2 separate regions of the Homo sapiens genome follow, and region 1 is linked to region 2. Evidence: read pairs that join two places in POLR2A ChIA-PET (ENCODE). Cell type or tissue: K562. All regions are shown on one strand. Links, peaks and the distances in the headings refer to the core of each region. The heading gives the core; the rest is flanking DNA. Region 1 has its middle 28 kb from the start of ZNRF4. Region 2 has its middle 29 kb from the start of PTPRS.

Region 1 (16,161 bases), core at 8,209-12,208, 55 kb before region 2:
TACACTAGGCGCTGACTCAAACCTCCCACTCTGGCGTCTGTACTCCTGAGTCATCCACACCCCCTGCTCCTCACTGTCTCAAAGCCAGAGGGCCAAGTGTACCCCCCAAGCGAGATTAGTAACACATCAAACCTCTCTCAGCACCTCGCCCTCCTGCCTGAGAACCCCAATTCTGCAGTCCCAGCCTCAGCCCCACCTGATATTGAAATCCCCCAGGGTACCCCGGGTGGTTAGTGTGACCTTATTTTGCATGCCTCCAGGACCAGGAAGCTCTCTCTTTTTGAGTAAGTGAAATATCATATGAATGGCCCCCAATTTTTAAAAAATATTATCCTGGACTGTGTTCACCTGTTGTGAACCCTCCATGACTCCCTATCGCCCTCAGGACAAAGTCCCATCTCCTCAGCATGTCTTATAAGTGGTCTGGGCTCTGCTGACTTCCCCAGCTACACCCCCATCCCCATCCCTGCCCCACTTCCCACCCAGTCACGCTCATGGTTGTAAGCGTAATTCCTTCTCAACCTTTGCACAAGCTGTTCTCTCTCTTTGGAAGGCCTTTCTTCCTTCCTTTTTTGCTTGCCTGCCTCAAAGTATACATTTAAGCACAGTTTAGATGTCAGCCCTTCTAGGAAGGCTTCCCCCACCCGCTAGGGTGAGTTAAAGAACCTTGATCTCTCTTGGATACATTGTATCTCCCCTAATCTAGCCTTGCAGATTAGAACTCCCACTCGCCAGCTGCTGACTTCCGGGCTGGTAACTGTTTGCAGGGCTCAGAAATTCACCAGCCATGGGTTTTTGGTGGGGAAATTCTATTCTTCCCAGAACTGTCCCTCTCGGTATCCCTGAGGACATCATTAGTTTAAAACCATCTCCTCTGATCAGCTCCCCGCAGGCTGCCCCCCATGCAACCACAGCCCCGGGGCGGAGAAGTGGGGGGTTCTTTTTGAAGAGTGGTTGACTAACAGCCATTAGATGAATGGGCAAAGCACAGCGTTTTCATTTCTGCTGCATCTACAAACTAAATGTTCCCATGTAATTACAATTAAGGACATGTTCGCCTGTGACAGCTCCTGGCTTCCTGGCCTCCCCAGCCACTCTCTCCCGCCACTTCTTGGGCCATTTGCTATTTTCTCCTCCTTTCCCCCCCTCTTCTTTGGCTTTCTCTTCTCCAGTCCTCAGTTCTTCTTCCCAATTTCCTCATTTCTCCCCACCTTTCTGCTTTGAAACTCCTTCTTTTCCTTCTTTTCTTCTCTCTGTCTCTTCCTGTCTCTCTGCCTCTGTCTCTCTCTCTCTTCCTATATTTCAGTTTCCTCTATGTCTCTCAGTTTCTGTTTATCTCTTTGTCTCTCTTTTCTCTGTTTCTTTTTTTTTTTTTTTTTTTTTGAGACGGAGTCTTGCCCAGGCTGGAGTGCAGTGATGTGATCTCGGCTCACTGCAAGCTCTGCCTCCCAGGTTCACGCCATTCTCCTGCCTCAGCCTCCTGAGTAGCTGGGACTGCAGGCGCCCGCCACCACACCCGGCTAATTTTTTTTTGTATTTTTAGTAGAGACGGAGTTTCACCGTGTTAGCCTGGATGGTCTCGATCTCCTGACCTCGTGATCTGCCCGCATCGGCCTCCCAAAGTGCTGGGATTACAGGCGTGAGCCACCGTACCCGGCCTCTTTTCTCTGTTTCCATCTCTCTTTCTCTCTGTCTCTGCCCCTCTCTGAGTCTTCCCTCTTTTTTAATGATGTATAACTTATAAAGTGCTCAAATCTTGTGTGTAGCTTGAGGAATCGTGACATGGACATAGACCCCCTTGGCTACCACCACAGCAAGACGTAGAACATTCCAACCCTCAGAAGCTCCCTTGGTGCCTCCTCGCAATTAGATCCTCTCAAGGATAACTGTACTTTTTTCTTTTTTTGAGACAGAGTCTCGCTCTGATGCCCAGGCTGGAGTGCAGTGGTGCGATCTCAGCTCATTGCAACCTCCGCCTCCCGGTTTCAAGTGATTCTCCTGCCTCAGACTCCTGAGTAGCTGGGATGACAGGCAAGCTCTACCACGGCTGGCTAATTTTTTGTATTTTTAGTAGAGACTGGGTTTCACCATGTTGCCCAGGCTGGTCTCAAACTCCTGACCTCAATTGATCCACCTGCCTCAGCCTCCCAAAGTGCTGGGATTATAGGAATAAGCCACTGCGCCTCTCTTTAGCCTTCCCAACCGTGGTGTCAGACCTCTGCCCCCCAACCCTGATTCTGGGACTAGAGTGTCCTCGACACCTCCCACCCTCCCCAGTTGCCCTTTCAGGGCAGGCACAGATGAGGGCCGTGGGCCCGGGATGAAGGGAGGCCTTCTGTGGATGAAGCAACCCTTTAGGAGAGCCAACTATGGCCCCCCTGAGCTCCCCAGGGGACATTACAGGCCAGGACCCTTTTTGTCCTAAAACCCTTTCTGATTCTGATTCTGGTGTGAAAATCCCCCTCACTAGGCATTTTTTTTTTTTTTTTTTTTTTTTTTTTTTTTTTGAGACGGAGTGTCCCGCTCTGTCGCCAGGCTGGAGTGCAGTGGTGTGATCTCGGCTTACTGCAACCTTTGCCTCCTGGGTTCAAGCGATTCTCCTGCCTCAGCCTCCTGAGTAGCTGGGACTACAGGCGCCTGCCACCATGCCTAGCTAATTTTTTTTTGTATTTTTAGTAGAGACGGGGTTTCACCATGATGGCCAGGATGATCTTGATCTCCTGACCTTGGGATCCGTCTGCCTTGGCCTCCGCCTGCCTCGGCCTCTGCCTGCCTCAGCCTCCCAAAGTGCTGGGACTACAGGCGTGAGCCACCGTGCCCGGCCTCGCTAGACTCTTATGAAGACAAACACCCTCCTGGGGGTCCCAGCGCCCCCTGATCTGACCCTACAGATGAGCCTTTTGGCTCAGGAAACTTCGCTTTTCCTTCCCCATCTACAGATGGTACAACTGAGGCCCAGTGTGGGGTGCTCGCCCAACGTCAGACGGTAGAGTCTGAACCCAGTACGAGTAGGATCCAGGCCTGCAAAGGGACAGCTCTGAGCTGTGTAGCCTCAGGATGGCTCCTTCTCTGTCCTGAGCCTGTGTCCATCCTACCCCTTTCTTCCCTGCTTACCCAAAGCCTCCCAGCCTCCAAAGGCAGGACTTGAGCCTCATGCATCTTTTTTCTTTCCCTACAGTAACCTAGCACAGGGCTGGGTCTCTGGTTGGAAAAAAATACCAACAGTGGGCTGGGTGTGGCGGTTCCTGCCTGTAATCCCAGCACTTTGGGAGGCCTAGGCAGGTGGATCACTTGAGGTCAGGAGTTTGTGACCAGCCTAGCCAACATGGTGAAACCCCCATCTGTACCAAAAATACAAAAATTAGCCAGGTGTGGTGGTGCACCCCTGTAATCCCAGCTGCTTGGGAGGCTGAGGCACAAGAATCTCTTGAACCTGGGAGGCCGAAGTTGCAGTGAGCCAAGATGGCGCCTCTGCACTCCAGCCTAGGTGACGGAGTGAGACTCCGTCTCAAAAAACGAACAAACAAAAAAACCAACAACGACGACCTTCATCACCATCACCATCATCCCTGCGTTACTGAGCGTTCACTATGTGCCAAGCCTTGTGCTGAGGATTTAACCTGAATCCTCTTGGATAATCCAGGCCATCATTCACAAGGCTCTTCTGAAATAAACCCTGTCATTATCTCCATTTTCCAGATGAGTAGGTCAAAGCTCTGAGAGGATGCGGTGCTTGGCTGAAGGTCATGCAGCCAGTAAATGGCAAAGCTGGGATTTGAACCCATCTCTGGGCGACCCCAGACCTCCAGCACTGGAGGAAAATGACAACATAAACTCGATCCCTCCTCTCCCCTCCCTGTGGCTGAAACTGGGTTTGCAGACACCAAATGCAGGCTGTCAGCAGCTCCTCTGGCCTCTGATAAATCGAGAGAATTAAAATCCATTTAGAGGGAAATCTCTAAATAGGTCTGCGTTGTGTTTTGTGTGTGGGGTTTTTTTTTTGTTTGTTTGTTTGCCATCTTTTTTTTTTTTTTTCCCTCTTCCCCCGGCTGTCTCCAACTGGGTAATGTATTCTAGGAGCAGAACTGATTCTGACTTAATTGAATTTAAAAGCAGGTATTACATCTGCACCTTGTAAGCGAATGCACGTGGAGGAACGGCTGCCGGGATGGAGTGTTGTTTTTTATTTTTTATTTTTTTGAGACAGAGTCTCGCTCTGTTGCCCAGACTGGAGTGCAGTGGCACGATCTCGGCTCACTGCAACCTCCGCCTCCTGTATTCAAGCGATTCTCCTGCCTCACCCTCTGGAGTAGCCGCCACCATGCCCAGCTAATTTTTTGTATTTTTTAGTAGAGATGGGGTTTCACCATGTTAGCCAGGCTGGGCTTGAACTCCTGACCTCAGGTGATCCACCGGCCTCGGCCTCCCAAAATGCTGGGATTACAGGCGTGAGCCACCGCGCCCGGCCGGGATGGAGTGTTTTTACCCAGTGTCGCTTTAATCTTTCTTTGTACTGAAGAAGTGGCATCAATCCCCATTTGGGACTCCTTGTTAGGGGCCACCCCAGGCTGAGCCATAAAGGGTGGCGGGTTTGGAGACGTCAGGCCACGAAGACTTGCAGGTGAATTGGAGTGCTTAGGCGTCGAGAGAATGGGTGCAGGAACTCAGCTGCCTGCTTTATCTTTCATCTTCCATTTCACTCTCATCTCTCCCTGGCGCCCTGTTAGCCTCGCCTCCAAGCCATGCCCAAGCCACACCCCAACCACGCCCCCAACCTCCCACCTCTCACCCTCGCCTTTGCCCTTATCCTGATCTGAACCCCCAGCACCTCCTGGACTTACTCTATCCTGGATCTCCTACAGCAGCCAAAGTGATTGCATCCTTTTTTTTTTTTTTTTCTTGAGATGGAGTCTTGCTCTGTCTCGCAGGCTGGAGTGCAGTGGTGTCATCTCAGCTCACTGCAACCTCTGCCTCCCAAGTTCAAGCAATTCTCCTGTCTCAGCCTCCTGAGTAGCTGGGATTACAGGCACCTGCCACCATGCATGGCTAATTTTTGTATTTTTAGTAGAGACGGGGTTTTACTATGTTGGCCAGGCTGGTTTCGAACTCCTGACCTTGAGCGATCCACCCACCTCAGCCTCCCAAAGTGCTGGGATTACAGGCCTGAGCCACCACACCCGGCCTATTCATTTTTTTTTCTCTCTCTCTTTTAAAAAAAAATTGTGGTAAAATATGCATAATATAAAATTCACCATCTTAACCACTTTTATGTTTATTTTTCTCAGAGACAGTCTTGCTCTGTCACCCAGGCTGGAGTGCAGTGGTACAATCATAGCTCACTGCACCCTTGAACTCCTGGACTCAAGTGATCCTCCCACCTCAGCCTCCCGAGTAGCTGGGATTACAGGTGTGTGTCACCACTCCCAGCTATTTTTTTGTTTTGTTTTGTTTTTGAGACAGAGTCTTGCTGTGTTGCATAGGCTGGAGTGCAGTAGCACGATCTAGGCTTGCTGCAACCTCCGCCTCAGGGGCTCAAGTGATTCTCGTGCCTCAGCTTCCCAAGTAGCTGGGATTACAGGCATACGCTGCCACACCCAGCAAATCTTTTGTATTTTTAGCAGAAATGGGGTTTCGCCATGTTGGCCAGGCTGGTCTCAAACTTCCGGCCTCAAATTGATCCACTTGCCTTAGCCTTCAAGGTGATGGGATTACAGGTGTGAGCAACCGTGCCCAGCCCAAATTTTAATTTTTTTTTTTTTTTGTAGAGACAGGTTCTGGTTATGTTGCCCAGGCTAGCCATTTTAACCATTTTGAAGTGTACAATTCAGTGGCAGTAAGTACATTCACAATGTTGTGCGACCATCACCACTATTTCCAAAAATTTTTCATTAGCCCAAAAGGAAACCCTGTAAGCATTAAGCGATAACTCCCCATTGCCCTCGGCAACCTTGATTCTACATCCTGTCTCCAGGAATTTGCCTCCTCTAGGGATCTCATATAAGTGGAATCATACAGTATTTGTCCTTCTGTAGACAGTAGGCTTCTTTCATTGAGCATAATGTTTTCAAGGTTCATCCACCTTGTAGCATATGTCAGAACTCCTTTTCTTTTCTTTTTTTTCTTTTTTTTGAGACGGAGTCTCGCTCTGTCACCCAGGCTGGAGTGCAGTGGCGCAATCTCGGCTCACTGCAAGCTCCGCCTCCCGGGTTCACGCCATTCTCCTGCCTCAGCTTCCCGAGTAGCTGAGACTACAGGTGCACGCCGTCCCGCCCGGCTAATTTTTTGTATTTTTAGTAGAGACGGGGTTTCACCATGTTAGCCAGGATCATCTCGATCTCCTGACCTTGTGATCTGCCTGCCTCAGCCTCCCAAAGTGCTGGGATTACAGGCGTGAGCCACCACGCCCAGCCTCTTTTCTTTTTTGAGACAGAGTCTCACTCTATCACCCAGGCTGGAGTGCAGTGGCATGATCTCGGCTCACCGACACCGCCGCCTCCCAGGTTCAAGGGATTCTCCTGCCTCAGCCTCCCGAGTAGCTGAGATTACAGGCACACACCACCATGCCCAGCTAATTTTTTTTATTTTTAGTAGAGACATCATTTTGACCAGGCTGGTCTCGAACTCCTGACCTCAGGTGATCTGCCCACCTCGGCCCCCCAAATGGTGGGATTACAGGCATGAACCACAATGCCAAGCCCATTTCTTTCTTTTTTCTTTTTTTGAAACAGTGTCTCACTCTGTCACCCAGACTGGATTGCAGTGGCGCTATCATAGCTCACTGCAGCCTCAACCTCCCAGGCTCAAGCGATCCTCCAGTCTCCACCTCCTAAGTAACTAGGACTACAGGTGCACGCCACCATGCCCGGATAAATTTTTTATTTTTATTTTTATTTTTATTTTATTTTTATTTTTATTATTTTATTTTTTTATAGAGACAGGGCCTCACTATGTTGCCCAGGCTGGTCTCAAATTTCCGTGCTCAAGAGATCCTCCCACCTTGGCCTCCCAAAGTGTTCGGATCACAGGTGTGTGTCACCGCACCCAGCCATAACTTCTTTTCTTTTTAAGGCTGAGCAATATTCCACTGTTTGGATGGACCACACTGTGTTCATCCATTCATCCATCCGTGGACTCTAGGTTGTTTCCGCCTTTGGCTGTTGTGAATCGTGCTCTGTGAACATGCATGTACAAGGATCTACGTGAGTCCCTGCTTGGAATTGTTGAATCATACGATCATTCTATGTCAAAATGATTTTTTTTTAGCAAATGCCATTCACTCTCCTGCTCTAAATCCTTCTGTGGCTCCATATTGTCCCCAGAAAAGTGGAAACCCTGTCCCATGGGCCTCAAAGCACTGCCAACTTCTCCCTCCACATCTCCCCTACGCCTCCTCTTCCCCACCCACTGCATACTGCAGCCACACTAAGTAACCTTCACTTGCTCCCAGGCCTTCGCACATGCTGTTCTTCCTCCCTGAAAACACTCTTCCCCATTTGTTTTGTTTTGTTTTGTTTTGTTTTATTTATTTATTTATTTATTTAGAAGCAGAGTCTCGCTCTGTTGCCCAGGGCTGCAGTGCAATGGTGCAATCTCAGCTCACTGCAACCTCTGCTTCCCAGGTTCAAGCACTTCTCATGCCTCAGCCTCCCGAGTACCTGGGATTATAGGCACCCGCCATCATGCCTAGCTAATTTTTGTATTTTTAATAGAGACAGGGTTTCACCATGTTGGCCAGGCTGGTCTCAAACTCCTGACCTCAGGTGATCCTCCCACCTTGGCCTCCCAAATTGCTGGGATGACAGGCGTGAGCCACCGCGCCCACCCTGTTGGTTTGTTTTAGAGACAGGGACCTGCTCTGTCACCCAGGCTGGAGTGCAGTGGTGCAATCATAGCTTACTACAGCCTCGACTTCCTGGCCTCAAGCAATTCTCCCACCTCAGCCTCCCAAGTAGCTGGGACCACAGGTGTGCACCACTACACCTATTTCTTTTTTAAATAGAGATGGGGTCTTGCTATGTTGCCCAGGCTGGTCTCAAACTCCTGAGCTTGAGGGATCATCCTGCCTCGGCCTCCCAAAGTGTTGGGATTACAGGCATCAGCCACGGTAGCCAACTTCTTCCCTATTTCTTATTTGGTTGACTCCTCAGCTTTCAGCTCAGCTGTCCCTGCCTCCAGGAAGCCCTCCCTGATCTCCCAGGCTGGGTCAGACACCTTCTCTGGGCCCCCAGAGCTGCCTGAATCTCCCCCATCATGGTTCTGATTGTGGGCCACAAGTGACCTGTACATCTCCCCCACTGGGAGGGTGGAGCTGGGTCTATCTCAATGACCAGCACCCATTGCAGGATCTGGCACACAGTAGGTACTCAATAAATGCTTGCTAAATGCTACCATGATTATTTCTGTCCCCCTCAACCCCCACGCCAGACCCCGTGCCCTTGAGAAATAGAGACACAGCCACTTCCACACCAACTTCTTCCGTCTAATGGCAGACCTCAAACAGTATCTCAGGCTGTCGATTAGAAATAGATCCAATCAATGTGCTCGTTTTTCATTCCACAGTGCGTCTGTGATGGATGGGCGGGTGGGAGTGCTATTAAGCCGGGAGAATTTTCTATACGTTCCAGGCTCTGGGTAGACTTTCTTCAAAAAGCTATCCGGCCAGATCTCAAATGAGAAAGTTATTAAACACACACACTCTCTCTCTCACACACATATTGCAGGAGAGCATCCCGTTCTCGGGGAAAAAAAAAAATAAAAGCAATTAATACATAACTGCAAATGTGGCAGTCTTTGCTTGGAGGCTGTGAGGACTACAGCTGACAGGGAGAAAGAGGCAATTGTTTTTCTTTTTTTCCCAAACACATCAAAGTTCTCCCTGGAAGCGGCAGCCAGTAAATTATAGACTCATTTTCACTACAGTGTCTTAAGTTGGATACCCCAGAAGTAGCTCCTGAAACAAGGATTTGGGGGTAAGTTGTTTATGTGGGAAGTGATCCAGGAAGCCCCAGGAGAGTGGGGAAGTGAGACAAGGAAGGAAAGAACCAACACTTATGAGCAGGTGACTGCCCTGAGCAACTGGGCTCAGTCCCACTGGATACCCTTGGGAGATGGTGTATAGCATGCACTTGTTCTTCCCAAGAGAATGAGAGAGGTGGGATATTTATCCACCAGCGCCTGTCCATCACTGGTGAAGGGCTGCTTCCTGAGACATCAATTCTCTGTCACTTCCAGCCTGGCCCTCACCCAGGTGACTGCAGAAGGATGCTGTTGGCAGGTGCTGAAATGTGGGTGCAGTAGGGATGCCCACAGCGTCTGCTACACACAGTAGCATTCGCAAAGCCTCGATTTCTTATCACCATTCATTCATTCAGAAATATTTATTAAGCTCACACTGGATGCTGTGCTGGGGGGCTGGAGACAGTGGTGAAATAGATCCAGCCCTTGCCCTCTAGGAATTCAAAGACACATAACCAGGCATTTACAGCCTGTGATGAGGGAAGCTCAGGCAGCTGGGGTAGCTCAGGAAGACTCCTTTCTCAGCATTGTAGAGCAGGGTCAGGTGAAGCTTCCCTGAGGGATGACATTTAAAGATGAGCAGGTGCTAGGTGAACAAGGAGAAGCAGGGGTGGAGCAAGGAAGAATGAAGTAGCTAGACTATGAAGAATTTTGAAAATAAAGTTTAGACTTTCTCTTGAGGGCACTGGGGAGCCATGGAGAGTTACAGAGGGGAGAGGGGAAGGGTCAGACTTACACTTAAGATCGATCCTCCTGGCTGCTGTGTGGATGCTAGGAGCCCATCAAGAAGGCTATTGTAGGAGCTGATGGTGTCTATTGAAAAACACAGATAGGGGTACAGAGTGGGGCTGCCATGGAGACAGTAATGTTGAAATCAATAGGACTTGGTGAGTGTGAAATTGGCAGGGCCGGCTGTTGATAAGAAAGGGAGATAGAGAGGCTTGTTCACAACTTTCCAGAAAAAGAGTGGGGCCATCAGGGAGGGGGTTACAGGAGGAGGTGCTGGAGGGGGATAAAAAGGATGCATTGGGAGTTGGGTAGGATGTACCTGCTGGACCTCCAAGAGGAGGCATCCAGGAGGAACTGGAGAGAGATCTGGGGCCAAGTCTGGGTGGAGACAGAAGTCAGGGCATCTTCAGGATGATTAAAGCTGCAGGAAAAAGTTCCTAAATTTGGATCATCCAGGAAATAGGCCAGTTTCAATTGCAGGATATTAAAATAATAGTAACAATAAATAATACATTTCTTTTTTTCTTTCCCAGTGGCGAATGTTAGAAGCCCAGTTCTCGAGTTCTGTGTCCTGGTTCCAGCAACCCCAGTGGCCCTCCAAGCTATGATGCCTAGAAACCCATCCAATATTGCCATCTGCGTCCTTCAGTCACATGACCAGGCTGAGCTAATCAGGAAGTCAGCAGGAATAGGCTTCAGTGATTGGCTGGAGCCAGAGGTGGAACCAATTCCCTCTCAGGGTTGGAAAAGAGGAAACGTGTGCATTGGTTAAGGTAACACTCCCTGCCATTATAAACTGGCAAGCCTCAATGACCCAACAGAAGTTTGTTGCTCATATAAAGAGCAAACAGGTGTTCCTTTGTTTCCACCTAGTAACTCAGGGATCAGGCCCCGCTGTCTTGTACCTCCTCCATCTTTAAAGTGTAGGTTGCAGAAAGAGCCTGGGCCAGAACGTAAGTCATGGCCACATCACTTCTGCCCACCTTCCACTGGCTCAATTAAGTCACATGGCTGCCCCAACTGCAAGGAATGCTGGGAAACACCTTGCTATGTGCCCTGAAGAAGGAGGAAATGGGTTTGGAGAGCAGCCAGGCAGCGGCGAAACCAGGTTGCTTCTGCGTCCTACAGGTGGAGGGAAGAATGAAGGTCAGGGAATACCCACAAATATCTACCAAGACGACCCTTGTCACAAAAAAAAATGGAGAAAAATTCTCTAATCCGCCTCATGTTGTTGCTCGAGGGATGGAGAGTGTCCTCACTGGTTCAGAAGCCTCAAGGGGTTGGTGACCACGTATGTCTTGGTCACCACTATGTATCCATATTCTAGAACAATGCCTGGCATAGAGTAGTTGCTGGATATATATTTACTGAATAGGTGAGTGGATGGCTGAGTGGGAAGATGGATGGGTGGGTGGATGGATGTTTGGGTGAATGGATGGATGTTTGGGTGAATGGATGGGTAGATGGATGGGTGGTGGGTGGATAGTAGATGCATGGATGGATGATTGGGTGGTGGATGGGTGGATGGATGGATGGATGGTTGGATGGATGTTTGGGCAGATGGTGGGTGGATGAATGGTGGATGGGTTATGGGTGAATGGTGGATGGATGGATGGATGGATGGATGGATGGGCAGATGGATGGATGAGTGGATGGATGGATGTGTGGGTGGAGTGGGTGGAGGGGTGGTGAGTGGGTGGATGGATGGATGTGTGGGTGGATGGATGGATGTGTGGGTGGATTGATGGGTCAATGGATGGATGGTAGGTGGATGAATGGATAGGTGGATGGACAGGTGAGTCTGTTTATCAGTGAAGCCATCTCTTCTCCATCTTTGGGCTGCACTGAAATGGCCGTGGGCACTGATAGTATGAGCCCCCAAATAGATCCCTGGCCATAATTCTAGAACTCTAAGGTATTGGGACAGTCTTCCTGCCCTTCAGGTAGATAGAGCCCAGCCTGGTGGCCATGAGACGGTTTTAGGTGATGCATGAAACAGTCTTAACACCACGGACTCTTATAGGGAGAGAGCTCTTCCTTTGCATGTCTTTTGCAAGAAGAAAGTCTTAACTGGGTGTGAATCAGTCTTTAACACCTTCTTGGACACGTGAAATATCCTTTTTGGACAAAGAGAGAGATCAGGCTCCAGCTCAGAGCTCAGAGGCAACTATCTTTCGTCAGAAATTAATAATATGATTTTATTCTCATTAAGTTAGTTTCTACTTATGGTCAGTGATTCTGGCTTTTCATTTACAGTCATGATAAACAATTTCCTTCTAAATACATTTAAGGTTTTAAGAAGTGGGTCCATTAGAAGAAAAATATTCAGGAAATAATAGTAGAAGTAGTAGAAAGGTGATGTAAGATGGATTGAAATTTGGGCAGCTGAAGTTTGAGCAGCTGACCTGACCTGCCTCACAGTTGCTGTGTGAGCTGGGGCAAATCATTTCACATCTCTGATCTTCAGTTTTCTCATCTGAAAATGATTTCAATAATTCTGGTCTCACCAAAGAGTTTTGGTGGCCAGGCATGGTGTCTCATGTCTGTAATCCCAGTGCTTTGGGACGCTAAGGTGGGAGGATCACTTGAGGCCAAGAGTTGGAAACTAGCCTGTGGAGCATAGCAAGACCCCATCTCTCCAAAAATAAAAATAATGAGCCTGGGTGTGGTGGCACATGTCTGTAAGTCTCAGCTACTCGGGAGGCTGAGGCAAGAGGTGTGGGGGTTCAGTCAGGGTGGAGGAAAAGATTTTAGAGGAAATAAACACAGACCTTCTTGGAAGGCCGAGAGGTTTGCATAGCTTTAGCAAAAGTCTTGGCTGAAGGCAGCTGAGTTCTCTTAAAAGCTCAGGGCGTAGATGCGTAGGAATGTAGAGGAGTTTGTCTAACGCGCTTGTTTACTCAGTCCTAAAACTAACTGATCACTCATGGGTAAGATGGCTCTCCCGGGGTGGGAGCAACCAGATTAATTACCCACAGGTGTGTTGACTCAAAGCCTTTGTCGTTAAAACTGTGCTCAGGCCGGGGGCGTGGTGGCTTACACCTGTAATCTCAGCACTTTGGGAGGCCGAGGCGGATGGATCATGAGGTCAGGAGATCAAGACCATCCTGGCTAACATGGTGAAACCCCGTCTCTATTAAAAATACAAAAATAAAAAAATTAGCCAGGCGTGGTGGCGGGCGCCTGTAGTCCCAGCTACTCGGGAGGCTGAGGCAGGAGAATGGCGTGAACCTGGGAGGTGGAGCTTGCAGTGAGCCGAGATCACACCACTGCACTCCAGCCTGAGCGACAGAGCGAGACTCCGTCTCAAACAAACAAACAAACAAACAAACAAACAAAACTGTGCTAAATAAATGCCCTCAGGGCCAGCTAGTCGGGACTGTGGCTGCTGACTCTTTACAGCACCTTCCGTGGTGTCTGTGAGTGGCTCGACCCGTAGCTGCTCTTTCACTGAATATCAGTGTCTGGGTACATTATTCATCCATCGTGCAAGCTGGGGTCTGCAGGCCAGATCCTCGCAAAGAAGATTGCTTGAGCCAAGAAGTTTCAGGCCGCAGTGAGTTGTGATAGCAGCATCGCACTGCAGCCTGGGCAATGGAGCAAGACCCTGTCTCTAAACAACAACAACACACCAAATAGTTTTGGTGATTAGTTTGGTGATAGTTTTGGTCACACACACAGCTGTGTGACCCTGGGAAAAGTCTCTCCCCATTCTGGGTCTGATTTTTGTCTGTCAGCCTCAGAAAACAAAGTGGATATGGATGAAAATTTTCCCCTGAAGTGAGGGAGGATTTATTATGGATAGGAGCCATCTCTTACCAGTTCTTAGGAGTTTTTTTTTTTTTTTTTTTGTCATGGATGAGACTACCGTTTTAACCTATTCTCAGGAAAGGCTCTGGGGTCTGTCACCCATGCTGTTACTGCTTTTCCCAGAGATTATTTGCAGAACAAATCTGTGTGCTCTTGGTGGAATGAGACGCATTGTCACCCTGGACAGTTTTTCAGGCACTTAGAGTGTGTTGGGGGAAAGATTTGGAGGAGGGTTTCCAGGAGCTTAATACTCACACCTGGAGACAGAGCTTTGGGGATTCTGCCCAGGAGAGGACTTAAGGCCACCCTGGAATGACCCGGGTGTGAGTGTGAGTTTGTGTGTGTCTGTACGAGTGTGTATCCTGGTGATCTTGCGGTTGAGCCCCTCGACCTTTCTCAAGAGTCCTGGCTGCATCCTCTCCTCCCGTCCCCCACCCCTCCAGCCAGGCCCGGTGTGTTTTCCCTCGATGACATTTGAAATCTTTTAATAGTTGTCACATTAGCATACATTTGCATACCTTATGCTAATCAGGCTATTTATTTTTGAAAAAGCACTTTGACTTGTGGGGCCCTTTCTCAAAGGGGGAACTCACTGAGTTTTTCCTGGAGACTGTCTATCTCCCTTGGGGGTGGGTGTCAGGAGGGAAACTGCATTCTGCCACAAACTGGAGCAGGGGGTGACCCCTTCATAGACACACCACAGGGGAGAGAGACATGTCATCAGCCTGGACTTTTGCTGGGTGCCTAGATCATGCCTGGGTGATGGATACTGTTCTTTTTTTTTTTTTTGAGATGGAGTTTCGGTCTTTTTACCCAGGCTGGAGTACAAAGGCACGGTCTCGGCTCACTGCAACCTCCACCTCCCGGGTTCAAGTGATTCTCCTATCTCAGCCTCCCAAGTAGCTGGGATTACAGGTGCCCACCACCACACCCAGCTAGTTTTTGTATTTTTAGTAGAGACGGGTTTTCGCCATGTTGGCCAGGCTGGTCTCGAACTCCTGACCTCAGGCGATCTGCCCGCCTCAGCCTCCCAAAGCGCTGAGATTACCGGTGTGAGCCACCACACTCGGCCTGGATACTGTTCTTATGCCTGTTTTACAGAGTAGGCAATAGAGGCAGGATAAACACAGGCTCTGTGTCCCCACCCAAGGATTTGGCTTCAGCACTTGGCCCTTTCTCTTCGGTAACATCTTCTGGCTCTGCTGGGCAGGTCCCATCTTATAGGGAAAAAGTAAACTTCCACATCCCCCTCCGGTGACCAACCATATCCTTGCCTCTTTGTTTGTTTTTTGAGATGGAGTCTTGCTCTGTTGTCCAGGTTGGAGTGCAGTGGCGTGATCTTGGGTCACTGCAAACTCTGCCTCCTGGTTCAAGCAATTCCCCTGCCTCAGCCTCCCGAGTAGCTGGGCTTACAGGCGCACACCACCATGCCCAGCTAATTTTTGTATTTTTAAGTAGAGGCGGGGTTTCACCATGTTGGTCAGGCTGGTCTTGAACTCCTGACCTCAGGTGATCCACCCACCTTGGCCTCCCAAAGTGCTGAGATTACAGGTGTGAGCCACCACGCCCGACCTCCTTGCCTCTTTTTATGGCCAAACTCCTGGAGATTGAGTTGTCTACACTCACTGTCTGCACTTCTGTTCTCTTTCTTTCTCCTGAGCCTTCTCCACCCATCAGCCTGGCCTCTCACACCTTCCGCCACTGAAGCTGCCCTTGTCAAAGTGTTACCCGAAGGGGTCCTGATCCAGGTCCCAAGGGAGGGTTCTTGGATCTCGCACAAGAAAGAATTCAAGGTGAATCCATAAAGTGAAAGCAAGTTTATTAAGAAAGTAAAGGAATAAAAGAATGGCTACTCCATAGTCAGAGCAGCCCTGAGGGCTGCTGGTTGCCCATTTTTATGGTTCTTTCTTGATGATATGCTAAACAAGGGGTGGATTATTCATGCCTCGCCTTTTTAGACCATAGAGGGTAAATTTCTGGCGTTGCCGTGGCATCTGTAAACTGTCATGGTGCTGATGGGAGTGTAGCAGTGAGGAAGACCAGAGGTCACTCTTGTCGCCATCTTGGTTTTGGTGGGTTTTAGCCGGCTTCTTTACTGCAAGCTGTTTTATCAGCAAGGTCTTTATGACCTGTACCTTGTGCCGACCTGCTATCTCGTCCTGTGACTTAGAATGCCTAACTGTCTGGGAATGCAGCCCAGTAGGTCTCAGCCTTATTTTACCCAGTCCCTATCCAAGATGGAGTTGTCCTGGTTCAAACGCCTCTGACAGAAGTCAGCGTTGACCCGCCCCATCCTATTCCTCGTCCCTCTGGACGGCGTCTGACCGGCTGGTGCCCCGCCCCTCCTGGAAACACTGGCCTTTCCTTCTACCTCTCTGGGTCCCTCTTCTGTCCCTCTCTCTGTCCATTGCTGGTCAAGGGCTGGGTTCTCAGGCCTCTTTGCTCCTCTATCCACACCCTTCCAGGTCGGCCTCATTAACTCTCGGGGCTCTAAACCCATCTACACCCACTGATACCCACAGTCCTGTCTCCAGTCTGGGCCTCCGCCAGCTCCAAACTTGGCCTTGATGGGCATTTCACACTCAACACAGCCATGTCGGGCTGCAC
Region 2 (16,161 bases), core at 5,698-9,697:
GGGTCAAAGCCCAAGTCCCTTTTTTTTTTTTTTTGACATGGAGTCTCGCTCTGTCACCCAGGCTGGAGTGCAGTGGTACAGTCTCGGCTCACTGCAACCTCCGCCTCCTGGGTTCAAGCGATTCTCCTGCCTCAGCCTCAGGAGTAGCTGGGACTATAGGTGCCTGCCACCACACCTGGCTCATTTTTGTATTTTTAGTAGAGACAGAGTTTCACCATGTTGGTCAGGCTGATCTTGAACTCCTGATCTCAAGAGATCCACCCACCTTGGCCTCCCAAGGTACTAGAATTACAGGCGTGAACCACCGTGCCCGGCCCCAAGTCCTTTTTGCAACCCACAAGGCCCTGCATGACCTGTCCTCCTGCCCCTTCCCTGCCCTCCCCTTCTCCCTCTCTCCCCTTCCTCACTCTGCTCCAGCCACACAGGCCTCTTCACTGTTCCTCCAATGCCCCAGGCACTGTCCTGCCTCAGGGCCTTTGCACAGACTGTTCCCTCTACTTGGAACACCCTTCCTCCACATGTTCTCACAGCTGGCTCCTTCTGATCATTCAGGTCTCATCTCAAATGTCACCTCCTCAGACAGGCCCTCCCGGACCACCCCAGCTAAAACTGCATCCCTCCAACCTATCACTTTTTTCCACCTCACCCAGTTTCACTTCTGTTCATCAGTTATCACTGTCTGAAATGATCATTTTTGGCGGGGTGCAGTGGCTCATGCCTGTAATCCCAGTACTTTGGGAGGCCAAGGTGGGCGAATCACTTGAGATCAGGAGTTCAAGACCAGCCTGGCCAATGTGGTGAAACCCCATCTCTACTAAAAACACAAAAATTAGCTGGGCGTAGTTGTGCACGCCTGTAGTCCCAGCTACTCAGGAGGCTGAGGCAGGAGAATCGCTTGAACCTGGAAGGTGGAGGTTGCAGTGAACCAAGACTGCGCCACTGCCCTCTAGCCTGGGCGACAGAGTGAGATTCCATCTCAACAACAACAACAACAATGAAATGATCGATTTATTTTGCTTACTTGCAAATTCTGTCTCTCTCCAGCTTCCATGAGTTCCAGAAGTACAGGAAATATTGTCTCTCTTGATCTCTGCTGAGTCTTCAGTGTCTAGAACGGGGCCATGCACACAACGGTTGTTGAGTGAATAAATGAACAAATGAGGACAGAGAGAGTAGGAGTGCAGACATGGGCATCAAAGAACTGGTGATTCTGCCCAGGTGCAGTGACTCTTGCCTGACATCCCAACATTTTGGGAGGCCGAGGTGGGAGGATTGCTTGGGCCCAGGAGTTCGAGATCAGCCTGGGCAACATAGTAAGACCTTGTCCCTATAAAAAATTAGCCAGGCCCGAGCTGGGCGTGGTGGCTCACGCCTGTAATCCCAGCACTTTGGGAGGCCGAGGCAGGCATATCACGAGGTCAGGAGATTGAGACCATCCTGGCTAACATGGTGAAACCCTATTTCTACTAAAAATGCAAAAAATTAGCCGGGCATGGTGGCACGCACCTGTAGTCCCAGCTACTACCACTGCACTCCAACCTGGGCGACAGAGCAAGACTCTGTCAAAAAAAAAAAAAAAAAAAAATTAGCCAGGCCTGGTGGTGTTCACTGGTAGTTCCAGCTACTTATGAGGCTGAGGTGGGAGGATCACTTGAGTCCAGGAGTTTGAGGCTGTCGTGAGCCAAGATCACGCCAATGCATTCCAGCCTAGGTGACCTCTGGTACTTGTCTCTAAAAAGCCCTTGCCAGGACAGGATACATGGATCAGCCTTCTTCTTCTTCCTCCTCCTCCTCCTCCTCCTTCTTCTTCTTCTTCTTCCTCTCCTTCTTCTCTGCTCCTCCTCCTCCCTCTCCTTCTTCTTCTCCTTCTCCTTCCTCTTCCTCTCCTTCTCCTTTTCCCTCTCCCTCTCCTTCTCCTTCTTCTTCCTCTTCCTCTCCTTCTCCCTCTCCCTCTCCCTCTCCTTCTCCTTCTCTTTCTTCTTTTTCTTCCTCTTCCTCTTGTTCTTCTGTTTTCAGACAGGGTCCCACTCTGTCACTCAGGCTGGAGTACAGTGGTGCAATCATAGCTCACTGTAACTTTCAACTCCTAGGCTCAAGCAATCCTCATGCATCAGCCTCCCAAGTAGCTGGGACTACAGGTGCACACCACCATGCCTGGCTAATTTTTAAAGTTTTGTTTTTTGTTTTTTTTTCCAGCAGAGATGGAGTCTCACTATGTTGCCTAGGCTGGTCTCAAACTCCTGGCCTTAACCCTTCCTCTCACCTCAGCCTCCTGAAGCACTGGGATTACAAGGCATGAGCCTCCACGCAAGGGCCCTCTTTCTTTTTAACAGCTGCATATGTTTCCATAAGATGCACCTTCTATAGTTTATCCACCATGACTCCGTAGAGCACATTAGCAAACAGGCGTCTTTGCACACGCATGTAGATCTTCTCTGGGTTAGAGATCTGGGTAGAGTTGCTGCAACGCAGTTTTATTTGATGCTGCGAAGCTGCCCACCATTCCTTGGCTCACTAGCTGTCCATGAGTCCCATCTCCCTCACCCTCATCAATAGTTAATCTCATCCATTTTCCCCCTCATTTACCCAATCTGATCAATGTGAAGCAAGATCTTGTTCTGGTTTTGATTTTCCATTTCCTTGACCGCAGTAACTTTTCCCCTTCCTCTTGGTAGAATACAGGTGCCCAGGAGATGTGGCCACCGCCATCTAGAACCACACGACATGTGCTCCATCCACTTCCCGCCAGCAGGACCACCTCAGCCTGGGATTGCAGGGGCAAGGGCTAGAGAGAGGCCTCAAATGTATGTGTCTGCGTTGGGGGTGCCTGAGCTGACTGTAGGGCCATCGATCACCCCGCTGTAGCCAGCGCAGGGTGTTTTAGCTAAATCAGGAAGTGCATCCCACAGAGCAGCCTCTGGTGGATCAATGGTTGGAGGTCGAAGCCAGGTTGCTAGCAGCAGCTGGGCAGCCCCTCAGACCTGGGGCATGAGTGGGAGGAAGAACAGGAGGGACGAGCCAGCTGGGCTTGAACCCTACTTTTGCCACTGACCATTGTGGGACTTGGACTGAGTGACGTTCGTTTCCTGAACCACTGTGTCCATATCTGTGAATGGGCAGTCATAGCCTCCTACCTTCCATTATTCGTTCATTCATTCATTCATTCAACAAGTATTCTTGAGCACCTACTGTGTGCCAAGTTCTGTTCTAGGCTTTGGAATTTGCAACAGAAAGACAGGCAAAAATGGCTGCCTTCGAGTTGATGAGGCATGGTCACTCATCGAGGTACAAGATAATGAATGGTTTTGAAAGGGCTATGAAGAAAAATAATGTAGGGTGAGGGTGTAGACAGTGGTGGAGACATGGTTTCTTTAGCTGGGGTAGTCAGGGAGGGCTTCTCTGAGGAGGTGACATTTGAGCAAAGATTTGAAGAGGAGAAGGGAGGACTCAAGTGGATCTCTTGGGAGAAAAGCACTCCAGTCAGGCACAGTGGCTCACACCTGTAATCCCAGCACTTTGGGAGGCAAAGGGGGGTGGATCACTTTGAGGTCAGGAGTTCAAGACCTGCCTGACCAACATGCTGAAATCCCATCTGTACTAAAAATACAAATATTAGATGAGTGTAGTGGTGCATGCCTGTAATCCAGCTGCTTGGGAGGCAAAGGTGGGAGGATCGCTTAACCCAGGAGGCAGAGGTTGCAATGGGCTCAGATCTCATCACTGCACTCCAGCCTGGGCAACAGAGTGACACCCTGTCTCAAAAAAACAAAAACAGAAACAAAAAGGCAAGGTCAGATGACGATAAACTTTCCTCTGTTGAAAGTTAGTAGGGAGGAAATGTATTTCCATGAGGACATTCCTGAATGTTAGAGGGGTATGGTCCTCTGGACCCATCTAAGTGACTTTTCTCTATTATGGCTGGGGAAACTGAGGCCCAGAGAGAGCCTTTCCAATTCACTCCCAGGCCACACTCAAGAATGAGGTGGGGGGATTTGAGAATGCGGGACAGAAGGAGGAACCCCGATACAGCCAAGTGTGGGATCTTTTCACTAGAAGGATCAAGAGAGGCTTGAGTCCAACTCTCCAGGGTAAGGAGGGGAAACCGAGGCCCAGAGAAGAAGCCCACACCCACCTCACTCACCCCTCCTTGGGTCACTCACCAGCATCCTCCATGTGCCATCCATTCATCCAGGTCGAGCTCCAACTGCAGCTGAACCCCCAGCTCCGGTTCCTCACAGACTCGGCACTCAGCCAGAGGAGCTCTCTGTGGCTGTGCTCACCCCACACGCCAGTTTACGTGGGGAAAATGTGAGGCTCAGCAGGACAGATGATACACCCAAGGTCGCTCAGGCAGGGCTGGTTGGAGCTCAGGAAGGCTTGAGACCAGATCCTGTTCATTTTCCAAGTGTAGGCAGCCACTCTGGTGGAATGGGGAATGGACACCTGAAGCTTAAGGCAGGTCCCAGACAGTGTGTACAAAACAAACCTGTGCACACACTCATGCACAAACACGGGTGCCTACATGCAGGTAGGCATACATGCACACATGCACACAGAGACATGTGGCACATGCTCATGAGTGCACACATTCATATGAACATACATGCACACACATGCACGCATGAGACATATGTGCACATCATTACATGTGAACGCATGTGCACAGGAACATGCACATACATGCAAACTGGCACACACATGCACACAAGCACATGTGCACACATGCACACATATGCATATTCACAAATGCATGCACACACAATTCACACAAACATGAACATACATGCACACACAAGCACGGACACATGGACACACATGTGTATACATGCATATGCTTGCACTTAGGCACATGTGCTCACAGACATGTGTGCACAATGCATTGAACATGCCTGCACACACAGATACACACTCACACACTCATGCATGTAGGCAGACCTGCACACACAAGAGACACACAAGCACATAAACATGTACATACATGCAAACCCACACATGCACACAGATGCACATAAGCACATGTGCGCACATGCATATTCACGAACGCATGCACACACACAATTCACACAAACATAAATATACATGCACACCCAAACATGGACACATGGACTCATATGTGTATACATACACACACTCGCACTTAGGCACATGTGTACACAGAGACATGTGTGCACACATGCATTGAACATGCCTGCACACACAGATGCACGCTCACATACTCATGCCTGTAGGCAGACATACACACAGAGAGACATGTGTGCACATAGATGCACGTGAACAATGACAGGCACACATGCACACAGGCACACATGCACACACAAAACTTGAACATGCATGCACATGCACATGAAATGCACATATGCATACTCACAATTCACACAAACGTGAGCTCATGTGCACAGGTGCATGCACACACAAACATAGACACATGTACACACACGCGTATCCATACAAATGCCCTCGCACATGCACCTGCTGGCTGGGAGACACAGCATCCCTCGGTGCCTCTCGTCCTCTCCCTCATTCTCTCTCTCGCTCCCTCTCTCCCTCCCTCAGAGCCATTTAAACGATTACAAAGATGCTATTTTTATATAGAGGAAAATTCAGTTATAGACATTGACCTTTAAGCTTTTTTCTAGGCTCACGTGTCGCTGGCCCAGGGTGCGAAAGGCTTGCGTGAACGTTCTCGGAAGAAAAACTTCCTCAAACTAGGGAACTGAGGGTGTGAGAGAAGGAGCAGAGCCAGGGATGGGGGCCCGTGTGCAGCAAACGGGAGGCAAGTCCACGCTTCAGGATGCCTGAAGAAACTAGTGGCTCAGAGTAGGAGGCAAGGAAAGCCCAGACGGAAAGGACTTCCTTTTTTTGTTTTTTGGGATTTTTTTTTTGGAAACAGAGTCTAACTCTGTCACCTAGGCTGGAGTGTAGTGGTATGATCATAGCTCATTCCAGCCTCAACCTCCTGGGCCCAAGTGATCCTCCAACCTCAGCCTCCCGAGCAGCTGGGATTACAGGTATGCACCACCATGCCCAGCTAATTTTTAAAAATTTTTTTAGAGATGGGGTCTTGCTATGTTGGTCAGGCTGGTCTCAAACTCCTGGACTCAAGTGATCCTCCTGTGTCATCCTCCCAAAGCGCAGGGATTACAGGCATGAGCCACTGCAACCGGCAGACTTCCTTTCTTGTTGCCACATTTTGGAGGTGATCCGCCTTTCTGAACTGGTTTGGGGTGTGGTCTCTGCATGGGTTTAGCCACTTTCTCTTTTTCTGGACAAGCTTTTCAGCATCTGGCAATAGTGGGTGCTCAACGAATGGGTTGGGGCTTACTTTAGATATTTAATTATTCAACACCTATTAACTGAGTCAGACACTGTTCTAGGTACTGAGAGGAAATAGCAAATTTGACAGAATGAAGATCTCTGTTTTGAAGAGCTGATGTTACATGTTAACAAAGAAAACCCCCCCACACAAGTAGGTGGGGCACAGCTGCTCACTCATGTGATCTCAATGCTTTGGGAGGCTGATGCAGGAGCATCACTTGAGCCCAGGAGTTTGAGACCAGCCTGGGCAACATAGCAAGATCCCATCTCTGAAAAAAAAATTAGCAGGGCATGGTGGTGTGCCTATAGTTCCAGGTACTTAGGAGGCTGAGGAGGGAGGATCGCTGGAGCCCAGGAGTATGAGGCTGCAGTGAGCTATGATGACACCACTGCACTTCAGCCTGGGCAACAGGAGGAGACTCTGTCTAAAAGACAAAAATACACAAGTGGCCGGGCACTGTGGCTCACACTTGTAATCCCAGCACTTGGGGAGGCTGAGGCGGGTGGATCACGGGGTCTGGAGACTGAAACCAACCTGGCCAACGCGGTGAAACCCCGTCTCTACTAAAAATGCGAACAATTAGCCGGGCGTGGTGGTGGGCGCCTGTAGTCCCAGCTACTGGGGAGGCTGAGGCAGGAGAATGGCGTGAACCCGGGAGGCGGAGCTTGCAGTGAGCCGAGATGGCGCCACTGCACTCCAGCCTGGGCGACAGAGCGAGACTCCGTCTCAAAAACAAAAACAAAAACAAGAAAACCACACACACAAGTAAAATATACAGGGGGTCAGATGGTGGTAAGAGCTAAGGGTGAGGGGCGGGGGGTGGGGTGGGCTGGAAACAAGCAGTAAAGGAGAACAGACTCTGACGGAGATAAATGTGGGGAAGTGGCCAGGGGAGGTCTCTGTGAGAAGCGCCATTTCAATAGAGACCAAAGGAGGTGGAGGTGGGGGAGGGAGATAGAAGGCACAGCCCACGCGGAAGCCCTGAGGCAGGACCCCACCTGGTGCGTTGGAGAAACATTGAGGAAAACCCTGTGGCTGGAGCACAGTGAGCAAGGGAAAGAGACGGAGGAGGAGGTGTCAAGGCAGGTCACACAGAGCCTTGTGGGCCGCAGAGAGGACTTGCTTTTTGACTCTGAGGGAGGTGACAGCCATGGAGGGCTGTGGGCAGAAGAGGGACAGGACCTGACTCAGGTGCTCACAGGCGCCCTCTGGCTGCTGAGGGGGGAACGGTCTGATGGGTTAGTGAGCAGGGGAGGTGAGGACCAGGGCAGAAGCAACTGTACTGGTCCAGGCAGGCAATGATGGGGCTGGACCTGGGGATGTAAAAGAGGGGCGAGAAGTAGGCAGGTTGTGAATAGATTTGAAGGCAGAGCCAACAAGATTTTCTAAAGGACTGATGGTGAAATGTGAGGAAAAGAGTTGACTTGAGATTGATTCCAGGGTTTCTGACTTGAGCCCCTTGGATGTTAGAGGTGCAACCTATTAGTATGAGTTTGGGGAGGATGAAAATGGATGAATAAGGATGGATGGATGGATGGATGGATGGATGGATGGAAGAGTGGGTGGGTGGACGTGTTACGGATGGATAATAGATGATGAATGAATGAATTATGGATGGATGGATAAGTGAGCGGGTTGATGTGTTATAGATGGATATAGATGATGAATGAATGAATAAATTATGGATGGATGGGTGGATGGATGGATGAGTGAGTGGTTGGGTGGATCGGTTATGGATAATAAGTGATGGATGGATGAGTGAATGGATGGATAGATGAATAAATGGGTGACGGATGGATGGATGGATGGATGGATGAATATATAGGTAGGTGGGTGGGTGAGTGGTTGGGTTAATGGGTCATGGATGGATAATAGATAATGGATGGATAAATGGATGGATGGGGATGGGTGGATGAATAGATGGATGATGGATGGGTGTATGGAGGGATGGATGGGTGTATGGAGGGATGGATGAGTGGATGAATGGATGGTTGAATGAGTGGGTGAATGAATGGTTGGGTAGATATATTATGGATGGATGATAGAGGATGGGGTAGGAGCCACAGGATGGGGAGGGGTGATGACCAAGGTTTGGCTTTGGCCTGTTAAGTTTGAGCTGCCTTTTGGGCACCTACATGTAGATGCAGACGGGCCATTTGGATATAAGATTCTGATGTTCCCAGAAGAGATGCCTTCTGAAGGCATAAATCTGACAGTCCGTGGTACTGGGATTACAGGCGTGGGCCACCGCGCCTGGCCCAGAGCTAGCTTTTACTAGCCATGGTGTTAGAATGTATTCGTGTCCATGGTGTTAGTCCATGGTGTTAGAATGTATTCATGTCCATGGGGATGAATGAGAAGAGGAGACAGAGACTATGCTCAAGGACTACCCTGTGTTTAGCAGCTGAGCAGAAGAGAGAAGCTTGCAGAGAGAAGCTTGCAGAGAGACTGAGAAGAGTCCAACAGAGAGGAGGGTGAATGCAGGCAAATGTGGGGACGCTGGGGGCCACGTGAAGATGATGCTCCCAGGAGGAGGGACCACCCAGGGTAGATGTTGCTAGGAGCATGAGGAGGATGGGTGCTGAGAAGTGATCACTGGATTTGGACACTGGGAAGCCACCTGGACAAGGGAAATCTTAGAATAGTACTGGGAAGAGCCCACCACTGAGATTTTTTTTTTTTTTTGAGACGGAGTCTAGCTCTGTTGTCCAGGCTGGAGTGCAGTGGCACGATCTCGGCTCACTGCAAGCTCTGCCTCCCAGGTTCACGCCATTCTCCTGCCTCAGCCTCCCAGGTAGCTGGGACTACAGGCGCCCGCCACCACGCCCAGCTAATGTTTTCATATTTTTAGTAGAGATGGGGTTTCACCGTGTTAGCCAGGATGGTCTCGATCTCCTGACCTCGTGATCCGCCCGCCTCGGCCTCCCAAAGTGCTGGGATTACAGGCGTGAGCCACCGTGTCTGGCCACAACGCCAAGATTTTAAGGAAGGGATTCAGTTATCAGAGCTCGGATACCCCGAGTGTAGAGTGAAAGCATCAGGGCCACAGCCAACCCCACACTCAGTCAGTCTGAGGATTTAGTGAAGTCATGTGCTCAGTACATATTCTTCTTGGTAAGGCAGAACTGGTATCACTGGGCTGTTGCCATTACAGTTAGTAGTGCTACCCATTTATCTATCCAACAATCCATTCATCCATTCACCCATGCTTTCATCCATCTGTATACCTACCTACCCATTCATTGATCCATCATTCATTCATCCATCCGTCTATCCACCATCTATCATCCAACCATAACCCATCCACCCAACCACGAATCAATCCATCCATTCATCCATATATTCATCTATCACTCATCCATGATCTATACTCATCCGTAACCCATCCATCCATTCATTCATTTATCTACTCATTCATCCATACATCGCCAATCATCCTTCCATAACCCATCCATCCAACCATTCACCCACCTACCCATCTATCCAACCATCTATCCCTCATTCATCCATCCATTCATCCATCTATCATCTATCATCCATCCATAACCCACCCACCCAACCACTCATCCACCTACCTATCCATCCATCCGTCATCCATCCATCACCCATCCATGATCTATTATCCATCCATAATCCATCCACCAGTCACTCATCCACTTACTCATTCATCCATCCATTGCTCACCCATGATCTATCATCCATCTATAACCCATCCACCCACTGGCTGATCCATGTATCTACCTACTTACCCATTCATTGATCAATCATTCATCCATCCATCCATCATCCGTTCTCCCGTCTATCATCTATCATCCACCCATAGCAGCTGAAGCCAGGAGGCAGCACTCATCACCCATCTGTAACCCATCCACCCAACCATTTATGTCTCCATCCATCCACCCATCCAATAATTCTAACACATCCATTCTCCCCCCCATCCCTTCAGTGTCTACACATTCTACACCCTATGCTCTGTTCTATCTCCAGGTTTGTGCTGCCACATCCACCTGCCCCTCTGGCCATTCCCTTGAGATCCTCAAGGTACTACCCAGTTTGCCTCCTTGGTTTCTTCCTGAGCCTCCTTCCCCCTACTGCCAACACATGGCCTCGCCAGCATCATCACTAACTTGAGTTGGTTGAACGGACCAGAGCCTGTCAGGCTGTCCCTTGCTCTCCCAGGCTGTGGTTGTACTTGAATGGGGCAGAGCTCCTGCCCACACAGCCTTTCTCTGAGGGACTCTTATGGGGTCCAAGTCTCAGGGCCCACAACATTCACACCAGCTGAAAAAAGTCCCTCCGGGGGGGGCTTATCTGGCCCTGGAGCAAGGTTGGAGGACCCAACCTCCACTTGCACCCAAAATGCTGCTCTCTGATGTCTCCTGAATCAGAAGATCCTTTAGCAGCAGCATCAATCTTGCTTTTATTTTTTTTAAATCACTACATCTTATTTCTACTTCTCATACCCTCCCTGGAGACCTGGACAGAGATAGATAGATGGAGAGGTAGAGACCACTGCAGAGGTTTGCTGCATAACCTAAGGCAGAGCCTCTCTCTGGGCCTCAGCACCCCCAGCTTCCTCCCTTGAGAGGAGGGGTGGAGAGGGGAGGTTATATAGACGTGCTTGCTTCATAGGCTGGCCCCCAGATACTGCTTAGAGGGTGGCCTCCTTATCCTCAGGTTGGGAAGTGTTTGTGGACCAGACCCACCCCCCCACCAACCAATGAACTTAGAAATGAGTCATTCAGACCAGTCATAGTGGCTCATGCCTGTAATATCAGTTTGTTGAGATGCCGAGGCGAGAGGATCCCTTGCAGCCAGGAGTTTGAGACCAGCCTGAGCAATGTAGTGAGACCTCATATCTACAAAAACTTTAAAAATTCTCCAGGCATGGTTCTGTGCACCTATAGTCTCAGCTACTCAGGAGGCTGAGGAGAGAAGATCGCTTGAACCCAGGAGTTTGCGTCTGCAGTGAGCTATGATTGCACCACTACACCCCAGCCTGGGCAGTATAGTGAAACCCCATCTCTATTAACAAAAAAGAAAAAGAAAAGAAAAGAAAGGAGTAATTCACAGTCCTGTGGTGGTCTGGAGTGTCAGGGAGTTGGCCACCTGGCTTCAAATCCCAGTTACTGTCGACAGGCTGCATCCCCTCTCTGAGCCTCAGTTTCCCTATCTATACAATGGGCACAACCACTCCCATCTCAGAGTCATTGGGGGGATGAAATGTGTCAGTTATTATTAATATCGCCAGCCCCTAGACGTAACCACTACTAACGTTGTGAAGTGTGTTCTTGGGATATCTTTCTACGCATAGAAAAGGTTTGGGGGCCAGGCGCAGTGGCTCACACCTGTAATCCCAGCACTTTGGGAGGCCGAGGTGGGTGGATCACCTGAGGTCAGGAGCTCAAGACCAGCCTGGCCAACATGGTGAAACCCCGACTCTACTAAAAAAAATACAAAAAAAATTAGCCGGGCGTGGTAGTGCCCTCCTGTAATCCCAGTTACTCAGGAGGCTGAGGCAGGAGAATCACTTGAACCCAGGAGGCGGAGGTTGCAGTGAGCAGAGATCGCACCACTGCACACCAGCTTGCATGATGGAGCAAGAAAAAAAAGAAGAAATAAAGAAAGAAGAAAGAGAGAGCGAGAAAGAAAGAAAAGAAAGAAAGAGAGAGAAAGAAAGAAAGAAAGAGAAAGAAAAAAGGAAGGAAGAAAGAAGGAAAGAAAGAAAGAAAGAGGCCGGGCGCGGTGGCTCACGCCTGTAATCCCAGCACTTGGGGAGGCGGAGGCGGGCGGATCACGAGGTCAGGAGATCGAGACCATCCTGGCTAACACGGTGAAACTCAGTCTCCACTAAAAATACAAAAAATTAGCTGGGCGTGGTGGCGGGCGCCTGTAGTTCCAGCTACTTGGGAGGCTGAGGCAGGAGAATGGAGTGAACCCGGGAGGCGGAGCTTGCAGTGAGCCGAGATAGCGCCACTGCACTCCGGCCTGGGCGAAAGAGCGAGACTCCGTCTCAAAAAAAAAAAAAAGAAAGAAAGAAAGAGAGAGAAAGAGAAAGAAGAAAAGTTTGGGGGTCATATTTAAAACCACTTTCTCCAAAGGAAATAATAACAATAGTTAAGTCTCCGAACCCAGCACTGGGCATTTTATATCCCATTAAATTCTCCCAATATTCCTAGGAAGACTTTTTAAAATTAGTTTCTACTTCCCAGAAGAGGAAAAGTCTCAGATGGTGAGAAGTAAAGCTTGGATGGAAACCCAACTTAGCCTGAGTCCAGAGCTGAGGGACTTGGCCAGGCCAGCCACTGGTGGGTGGAGAGAAATGGGGTCCCTCCTGGGGCAACCTGGGCCAGGCTCCGCCCCGGCCAGCAACTTCCTCCCGATGTCATGGCAACCAGCTCCTCTGAGATGCTAATTAAGGTGACTGGGAGGCACTTCCCATCCTCGTTCCACATCCCCTGAGAACAAAATGCTAGGAGGCCCTCCATCTTCCATGCAGGCAAGGTGTGGTGGGAGCACCCGTGGCCAGAGGGACTCGGTTTCCCCAGGTTGCATCACTTGCTCTGAGGCTGGGTTACTGGGGATGGTCCGGGGAAGGAGTGGAGAAGAGAAGGGGTGAGCTCACCAGCCCAGAGGCTGCAGATGCCAAACATGGGCTGGGCACCAGGAGCTAAACACTCTCCATACACCCTTCGTTCCGCATTCAAAAACTTGAGTTTTAGACATTTCTTTGTTTGGATAGATAAAGGCAGAAAAGAGTACCCAACTCAAGAGAAATGCTTAGATGGCACCTGTGTTATGCCAAACCCTACTTCCAGCACCCTATTAGTATTAATGCAGTACAGCCTCATCCTCATCCTTCTGAGCTGGTATTCATCATGCTTGCTTTGTAGATAAGGACACTAAGGCACAGAGAGGTGAAGTGACCTGCCTGAGGTCACACAGCTTGTTCAAGGCAGAGCTGGCTTTTTAATTTTATTTATTTATTTATTTATTTTGAGACAGAGTCTCACTCTGTCACCCAGGCTGGAGTGCATTGGTGCGATCTCGGCTCACTGCAACCTCTGCCTCCCAGGTTCAAGCGATTCTCCTGCCTCAGCCTCCCAAGTAGCTGGGATCACAGGCATGCGCCACCACACCCAGCTAATTTGTTTATATTTTTGGTCGAGATAGGGTTTTATCATGTTGGCCAGGCTGGTAGTGAACTCCTGACCTCAGGGGATCCTCCCACCTTGGCCTCCCAAAGTACTGGGATTACAGGCGTGGGCCACCACGACTGGCCCAGAGCTGGATTTTACTATCATTTTTTTTTGCCTTTCAAGGTATGGGGGGCAAAATTCCCCTCCCTGTCCTGGCCCTGATCACCCAGTAACCATCCCCAGAGGTAGCCGTTGTTATCCCATGTCCCCTGTCTCCCTTCCAGGGACAGGGTATGTACACACAAGCACTTGTGTGTATATTTTTCTTGCCTACTTGCTTTTTTCACACACACGCATGTGTACCCACAAGCTGTTCTGCACCTTCCTGACTTAACAAGACACCTTCGAGATCATTTCTTTTCAGTACACGAAGATTCTCACTTCTGCTGAGCACACTGGCTCACACCTGTCATCCCAGAACGTTGGGAGGCCGAGGCTGGAGGATCACTTGAGGCCAGGGGTTCGAGGCCACTCTGGACAACATAGCGAGACCCCCCCATCTCTACTAAAAATAAAAATAAAAAATTAGCCAGGCATGGTGGTGCACCTGTAGTCCCAGCTACTCAGGAGGTGGAGGTGAGAGGAGCGCTTGAGCCCAGGAAGTCAAGGCTGCAGGGAGCCACGATTGTGCCACTGCATTCCAGCCTGGGCGACAGAGTGAGATCCTCTCTCAAAACACAACAAAATGACTCCCAATTCTTATACAGCTGCATAGTATTCCACTGAGGGAATAAAGCAGACTATTATTTATTTATTTCTTATTTTTTGAGACAGTTTAGCTCTTGTTGCCCAGGCTGGAGTCCAATTGTGCGATCTCTGCTCACTGCAACCTCTGCCTCCCGGATTCAAGTGATTCTCCTGCCTCAGCCTCCCGAGTAGCTGGGATTACAGGCGCCCACCACCATGTCTGGCTAACTTTTGTATTATTAGTAGAGACAGGATTTCACCATGTTGGCTGGGCTGCTCTCGAACTCCTGACCTCAGGTGATCCGCCCGCCTCGGCTTCCCAAAGTGCTGGGATTACAGGCTTGAGCCACCGCGTCTGGCCCAGACTATTAATTTTTTATGGTGGTAAATTACACACATAATAGAAACTTTATTACTTTATTCATTTAAAAATATTCAGTGGGGCCGGGTATGGTGGCCAACATGGTGAAGCCCCGCCTCCACCAAAAATACAAAAAAATTAGCCAGGCGTGGTGGTGAGCACCTGTAATCCCAGCTACTCAGGAGGCTGAAGCAGGAGAATCGCTTGAATCCGGGAGACAGAGGTTGCAGTGAGCTGAGATCACGCCACTGCCCTCCAGCCTGGGCAGCAGAGTGAGACTCTATCCCAAAAAGTAATAAATAAATAAATAAAATAAAATAAAATAAAATAAAATAAAATAAAAATAAAAATGTTCAATGGCATTAAAGTGCATTCACAATATTGTTCAATATCACCACCATCTACTTCCAAAACATTTTTATCAATCCAAACTCTGTACCCATGAAGCAATACCTTCCCGCTTTCCTCTCCTGAGCCTCTACACTGCTGTCTGTCTTGATTAATTTGCCTATTCTAGACATTTTCAATAACTGGAATCATATAGTCTCTGTTCTTTTGTGTCTGGCTCCTCTCACTGAGCATAACCTTCCCAAGGTTCACCCACACTGCAGTGTGGATCAGAACTTCTTCTTTTTTTTTTTTTTTTTTTTGAGACAGAGTCTCACTCTTCCACCCAGGCTGGAGTGCAGTGGCACCATTTCGGTTCATTGCAACCTCTGCCTCCCGGGTTCAAGCGATTCTCCTGCCTCAGCCTCCCAAGTAGCTGGGATTACAGGCATGCACCACCGTGCCTGGCTAATTTTAGTATTTTTAGTAGAGACAGGGTTTCGCCATGTTGGCCAGGCTGGTCTCAAACTCCTGACCTCAAGTCATCTGCCTGCCTCGGCCTCCCAAAGTGCTGGGATTATAGGCGTGAGCCACCACACCCGGCCAGAACTTCATTCCTTTTTATGGCTGAATATATTCCACGGCATGCATGGACCGCTTTTGCTTATTCATCCATCCGTTGACGGACTGTTAGGTTGTTTCCAGCTTCTGAAAATTGCGAATCAAGCTGTTATGAATATGTGTGTACTAGTTTTTGTTTGAACACTTGTTTGCAATTCTTTTTGGTATTCTATGGAACCAGACTGGGTTTTAAATTTTTTCTTCCTCTCTCTGTCTTTTTGCTTTGAGACAGGGTCTTTCTTTGTCACTCTCTGCTCACTACAACCTCCACTCGCCAGGCTCAAGTGATCCCCCCGCCTCAGCCTCCCGAGTAGCTGGGACCACAGGTGTGTGCCACAGTGCTTGGCTAATTTTCTTTTAATTTGTTTTAAAGATGGGGTCTTGCTATGTTGCCCAGGCTGGTCTCAAATTCCTGGCCTCAAACAACCCCCCCACCTCAGCTTCCCAAAGTGGTAGGATAACAGGTGTGAGCCACCACACCTGGTCTAATTTTTTTGTTGTTGTTGTTTTCTTGTTTAGAGACAGGATCTGGCTCTGTTGCCCAGGCTGGAGTGCAGTGGTGTGACCATAGCTCACTGTACCCTCCAACTCCTGGGCTCAAGTGATCCTCATGCCTCAGCCTCTCGAGTCACCAGGACTACAGGTGTGTG

The links. Peaks named below come from ENCODE experiments on the same cell type or tissue, not always from the same donor. Only the 100,000 strongest peaks of a DNase experiment are listed, where the experiment ranks them.
Region 1: POLR2A ChIA-PET joins it to region 2 with 5 read pairs; 4 of 35 experiments call an interaction of 5 or more read pairs at or near these places.

Annotation. Positions count from the first base shown.
Region 1 is chr19:5,419,019-5,435,179 of GRCh38, reverse strand. No RefSeq gene overlaps it. Among named protein-coding and RNA genes, the nearest start is that of ZNRF4, 28 kb to the left of the region's middle. In K562, for the core only: no CTCF peak of the experiment used is centred there; a DNase peak (open chromatin) is centred at 10,451.
Region 2 is chr19:5,361,429-5,377,589 of GRCh38, reverse strand. No RefSeq gene overlaps it. Among named protein-coding and RNA genes, the nearest start is that of PTPRS, 29 kb to the right of the region's middle. RefSeq lists an enhancer at 12,209-12,708. In K562, for the core only: a CTCF peak has its summit at 7,520; DNase peaks (open chromatin) are centred at 7,259 and 7,549; H3K4me3 peaks cover 282 bases.